2 separate regions of the Homo sapiens genome follow, and region 1 is linked to region 2. Evidence: read pairs that join two places in POLR2A ChIA-PET (ENCODE). Cell type or tissue: HepG2. All regions are shown on one strand. Each heading gives the region's core, and the rest is flanking DNA. Links, peaks and the distances in the headings are about the cores only. Region 1 has its middle 58 kb from the start of LINC01814. Region 2 overlaps LOC105373411 (a long non-coding RNA gene).

Region 1 (2,906 bases), core at 191-2,690, 100 kb after region 2:
TGGTGGGGGTGTTTCCTCACTGCCTTGGGGGTGGGGAGCAGGGCCTGCTCTTCTGTTCCCTCCCCACCTTGTCTTCACTCCTGTCCCCTGTCTTGCCTTTTACATGTGAAGCAGAGCACCTAAAACCTCACACTGAGAAATCTGCATTTAGGGCAGTTCACCTTTTAGTGCTTCCCCCATATAACGGGAAATACTCAAATACTCCGGCCCACATCTGCATGAATTAAAAGGCTCATCTAAGAGAAAGTCTTTCCAGAGGACAGAGTTCTCTCTCAGAATGCAAAAAGTGGGTACATTTACCAAAAACAGGCTAATTGGTGATGCAAGTTGGCTAGGTCTCCCTCTGGAATAGAACGTTCTCCATTTTAAGTTTCTCTTTCATAAGTGTGTCAATTAAAAATTTAAAATCGTGTTAAAACACACGTAACATAAAAATGACCATCTTAACCATTTGTAAGTGTGCTGTTCAGAGGCATTAAGTTTCTCTTCTATAATTTTTAATACCTTGGGACTTGTTACCACCTGACGGACTGCTTTATTCTATGAGATCCTATTTTAAGTTGAATGTCTGTGCTTCTGGGTGTCCCACAGAGAGCACTGCTGCTCCTGGTGTGGGCGGTGGTGGTGGTGGTGGGGGGGTCATCTTGGAGACACTTCTGGAGCCCTTTGCAGCTGCCTCTTTGGGTTCTTCCCTGGTTTGATGTCGGCACAACATCCTCCACTTATTAGCCCTGTGACTTCAGACAAGTGTGTCAGTTTCCTTATCTGTAATATACAAACATTGAGCCTCTCCTGGGGGAGAGGAGACAAGGACCAGATAGATAATTATGTCCCGAGAGTAGCCAGCGTGCCCTGGCCCCAGGAAATGGCTTCTTGCTGTGACTGCCTGGGGTGGTCACAGCAGCTGCCTTAGCCAAGCAGGAAGTGGAGCGCAGGCCAGATCCTGTTAGAGCAGGTTGAAAACATGGAAGTGAGTCCAGCAAGGGAAACTGTGAAAACTAGCCAGGCCTGAAGCTGATCGCTGACCTCCTCCGTGGTAAAATCGATACGGACTATCCACTTCCCCTTTGTGCCTTGGCTTCGTAGGAAAGTCCCTGCAGGTGTGAGCTGAGAAGCACAAAGAAGGCTGGGAGATAGCAGCCCTGGAAAAATAATTCCACCTGTAAACACCTGTGTTAACAAGTGCTGTATTTGTGCAGCTATTTTCTTTTTCAAATACTGTTGACACACACCTATTCTCTTACCCTGCTCAGGTGTGTGTTGCATGGCATCTGGAGACCTGCTGGCCAGGGGCCAGCCTGCCTGTCTGAAATGCTTCCCTTCTCTGCCCAGCAACGTGGGGCGTGGGAGGCCACGGCTCTCTGCGGCTTGGCTGTAGCTTTAGCGCTGTTGGGCTGACGGCCTGGAGTTCAGCCAAGTCCCAATGAGCATGAGGTCTGAGACCTCAGTGAGACAGGAAGGACCAGCCTGGGGCCCCTTAGGGGACAGTGACCCCAGCTGGATGAAAGAGGACACCTGCTCTTTTCCTGGCTGGTTAGGGTCACTTTGCATTTTAACACCCAAGGGAAATTTGAACCCTTCCACCACCTGATCCCGCCAGCAGCGGCTGACCCAGGACAGGGGAGTGAGAGATGTCCAGGTTCCAACAAGGAGCCCTTCAGAGGTAATGCGGGGAGGGGCGGCAGTCCGTTCCATGCAGCTCTCCTGCAGCCTGAAGAGTTCCAGCATCCTTTCCCAGCTCCATCTTACTCCATGGAAGCCCTGTGCAATTAACTCCTGTCCTACCCTGGCCACTGGTTTCAACCCTAATGCACGGTAGAATCACCAGGGGATCTTGTCAAGGTCCTGATGCTCAGGCCGCAGGCCTAGGGATGCTTGTTCACTTCATCCCAGGCAGGGCCTTTGAAAAGTTTTGAAAATCTCCCCAACCAGTCTCATGGGTGGTCAGTTGGGAACGACTCCCCTAGCAAGATAGTGGGACATCTCATCTCGGTGTATTTATAAACTAGCAACCTTTGGTTTCGAACGGCTGTGCATTTACAGAAGCATTGCAAAGATAACGCAGAGGATTCCTGGACACACCTCACTGGTTTCCCCATTGTGACAGCTTGCATCTCCCTAGCACGTTCCTCACCACTAAGGAACTAACATTGGTTGGTTCTTTCAGCTAAGCGCCACGGTTTATGTGGATTGCACTAGTTTTTCCCTAAGGCCTTTTTCTGTCCCAAGATTCCCCTCTAGGATCCCACATTGCATTTGGTTGTCACATCTTGGTGGCCTCCTCTGGTCTATGACAGTTTCTCAGACTTTCCTTGTTTTGGATGACCTTGACAGCTGTCGTGAGGATTGGCCAGGTATTTTTGTAGAATGCCCTTCAGTTTGGGCTATCTGATATTTTTCTTATGGTTAGACCGCGGTTACGGGTTCTCGGGAGAAGCCCACAGAGGTGAAGTGCCATTTTTATCGTATGCAATCAAGGGTGCGTGCCTATCAACAGGACTGATCGCAGCCAATGACCTTGAGCTTCTGGCTGAGCTGTGTTTGTTGGGTTTCTCCCAGCAAAGTTCTCTCCTCCCCCACTCCTTTCTCAGACCTGCCCTTGGGAAGCAAGTCACCAAACACAGCCCACACCTGAGGGCAGGGAAAGTCATGCTCCACCTCTTCGAGAGGTGGGTAACTACATAAATTATTTGGAATTCTTCTTTAAGGGTGGATTGTCTCTTCTTCCTGTTATTTGTTCAATCATTTATTTATATCGATGTTGGCTCATAGGTACTTATTGTATTCTCTGGGTTATAATCCAATAGTAGTTTGTTGCTCATACTCTTCCAACTTTGGCCATTGGGAGCTTTTTCGGGATCTGGGTGCCCCCCCTCCTTTTTTTTTTTTTTTTTGAGACAGAGTCT
Region 2 (2,906 bases), core at 93-2,592:
GTTTTATGGGCATTTAGTAAAATGGCTATGATTACGGCCTGTGTGTTTAGCTGTAGAGGCAAATTACATTGATAGCCCTTTCCCCTCTCTCTCTCCCTCTCTCTCTCCCTCTCTCACACACACACTCACACACTCTCTCACATACACTCACACACACACACACATCACTCACACATGTACTGACACACAATCATACACATACAAACACACTATTGCTATCACACAGACACACATGCTCACCCTCACACACAGTCATACACTATCACTCACAGACTCCCACACACAGACTCCCACACACACTCCCACACACACTCACATACTCTCACACTCCACACACACAGTCATACTCTCAGACACACACTCTCAGACTCCTCACACATACTCTCACACACATTCTCATACACACACACACTCACTGTCACAGACACACTCTCGCACACCCCGCTCATCCACTCCACTCTCTGCCGCCTCGTCTCAGCTGGGCCTGCAGCTCCGCTGTGAGCTGTGAGCCACAGGCTGTGAGGAGCGCAGCCACCCCTGCTCTTGGGGGCCGTGGTCTCCTGGGGGGTTTGTCGGGGGTGAGTGTGGGTGCTCCAGTGAGGGTCCTAGCGTTCCCTCCAACCCGCTTCATGTCCCGCTCTGTCTACTGGGGTTCTTCATGAGCCCCATTTCATTTGAAGAAAGGATTGGATAGCTAAAAAGAATCTGAATCCGTCTAAAAAGATTTTGGAAATTCCTGCCCACCCCCAACCCAGGTCTGAGGCACATGTGAGTAGATTTAAGCATGTCCACAGCCAGCGCTTCAAGGCAGGTGTGAGTGGGATCTAGGGCTGGACACAGAGGGGCTGTCCTTGTGGGCTGGGGGCCTGGAAACCGTGCTCCAGGGGTGAGAGGGCCTTCCTCTTTGGAACGCTTTCTGGGACACCTGCAACTGTTTTCTGTCCTCACAGCAGCGCATCTGTGGTCCCCGCATCTGGCCTGCGTCCATCGTCCACCAGTCTGCTCACCTCCAGGCAGCCCCGTTTTCTAGGGCTGCCTCCGGTCCCACCCAGCGCTCCTGGTGGCTGTGCCTGGTGACTGGGACGACTTGGCAGTGTGGTCAGCGGCATGGCCTCGTAAACTCCAGCTTCTGGAAAGGAGCTGGGCCTGGGCCTGAACGATGGTGGTAGGACCCACTGCTGGACCCGGCCAGGTGGGTGGCACGGGCTGGATGAGAAAGGCAGGTCCTGCAGGCTGACTCAGAGTGCCAAGCAGCTGAGGCGGACGTCCCGGGTGCAGTTTGCTTTGAGGGGTCATCCCGGTGCAGCAGAGCGCTTCTGCAGGAGTGGGTCACACGTGGACATCTGGGCAGGCTAGGGACACAGGGCCTCAGTTGCTAGACCTGGCTGGGCTCGGGCTCCTGGGGGCAAGGCCTGGCCCCCATCCTGTTGCCAGAAGATGCCCAGATCAGAATCGGGGGTCAGGGGTGGACCAGATGTCTGGACTGGGGAGGACTCTGCCCGTGCTCCAGGCACACTCTCCCCTGGGAGCCTCATTCCAGCCATTCCCTCTACCAGGAATGGTCTTTACCCACAGTCCCTCTTGGTTGACCCTGGCTTTGGCTGTAATCTCATCTCTCGATGAGGTCCATGTTGACCAACCTATTTAATGTACAACCTGCCCCCACCTTCCCTCACCCCCTAGTTCACCTTCCCCAGTCTTCTATTTTCTGTGTATTGTGACCTTTAACCTACTACATAACTTATTTATGTACCAAGCTTATCATTTATTATCTCTCTCTCCTTTCTAGAAGGTAGACCCTCAATCAGGATCTGTTCAGTGGATTAGTGAGGAAATCTCCAGACCCTACGCTTCACTTTTGGGGGTGGGAACCTCCCCTCCCCAACCACCTGCCACAGGGAAGGAAATACCATGTGTGACAAATAGAATACAACTATCAAAAGAACGCGAAATGAGCCCCATGAACGCCAGACCTTTCAGCCAAATTCTATTTGTACTGGGACAATGAAAAAGTGACTCATTTATCCACAGAAGAGGGAAAGGCACGACTGCTAGGCAGAAGTAGTGTGCATCTCCCGCCTTCTGTTTTGTGCCCCGATGTGCCTAGAAGGTCACCCCAGCCCCTCCAGCCTCTGGGGAGAAGTTGGGCCTGGGCCTGAATGATGACACTGGGGCCCATTGCTGGACCCGGCCGGGCGGGTGGCAAGGGCCCTGCTGCAGACTGGACGAGAAAGGCCAGTCCTGCAGTCTGACCAGGTGTAACCTCGGGGTGCGAAGCAGCTGAAGTGGACATCCCGGGTGCAGTTTGCTTTGAGGGGTCATCCCGGAGCAGCAGAAATACCATGTGTGACCCATTTTAGAGATGAGGAAATGGAAGACTCCTCTGCTCTAGGGCCCCAGTTGTTGCCCCTGCCCTACTTCTCCCGATCAACGCTGCCTCCTTATTCAGAAAGCTCAAGAACCGAGTCCCCAGGAAAACGACATGTTGTTTTTTTTGGCACTAATCATTATTGTTTAATTATCCTGGGAGGGACAATAAGAGGGAAGGAAGAAGGAGAAGGTGAGTCTGGAGGCAGGGCGCCTTCCCCGGGGCTGTGTTCAGCACCAGCACCGAATGCTCTGGGATGTCTGGGCAGAGGCTCAGAGACGCAGCTTGACTCAGAGGGAAGCTTAGTCCTGGGCCAGTTTTCAAGGGTTTCCTCTGTGTTCTGGTCCTGCGGGTGGGCACTGCTTGCTGTGTTCAGACACTGATTAGATTAGGGCAGCTTGCCAAAGACAGGTCCCTGCTAGAGCAGCCCTTGGTGGCCAGGACATCGTGGTTGCCTGTGCCTCGGAGCCCTGGCTTTGCCCAGGTGGTCGCTTTGCAGCATTGTGTGGCTGGGTTGGAGGCCAGGGTGCTGCCCACA

Evidence for each region. Peaks named below come from ENCODE experiments on the same cell type or tissue, not always from the same donor. Only the 100,000 strongest peaks of a DNase experiment are listed, where the experiment ranks them.
Region 1: POLR2A ChIA-PET joins it to region 2 with 11 read pairs; 4 of 35 experiments call an interaction of 5 or more read pairs at or near these places.

What each region holds. Positions count from the first base shown.
Region 1 is chr2:8,524,218-8,527,123 of GRCh38, reverse strand. No RefSeq gene overlaps it. Among named protein-coding and RNA genes, the nearest start is that of LINC01814, 58 kb to the left of the region's middle. RefSeq lists enhancers at 641-710, 721-780, 1,661-1,770, 1,821-1,890, a silencer at 730-919 and a cis regulatory region at 373-2,094. In HepG2, for the core only: a CTCF peak has its summit at 1,484 (motif pointing left); a DNase peak (open chromatin) is centred at 1,443; H3K4me3 peaks cover 721 bases.
Region 2 is chr2:8,624,271-8,627,176 of GRCh38, reverse strand. All of the region lies in intron 1 of LOC105373411 (a long non-coding RNA gene), which reads left to right. Among named protein-coding and RNA genes, the nearest start is that of LINC01814, 42 kb to the right of the region's middle. In HepG2, for the core only: no CTCF peak of the experiment used is centred there; DNase peaks (open chromatin) are centred at 1,616 and 1,956; H3K4me3 peaks cover 1,554 bases.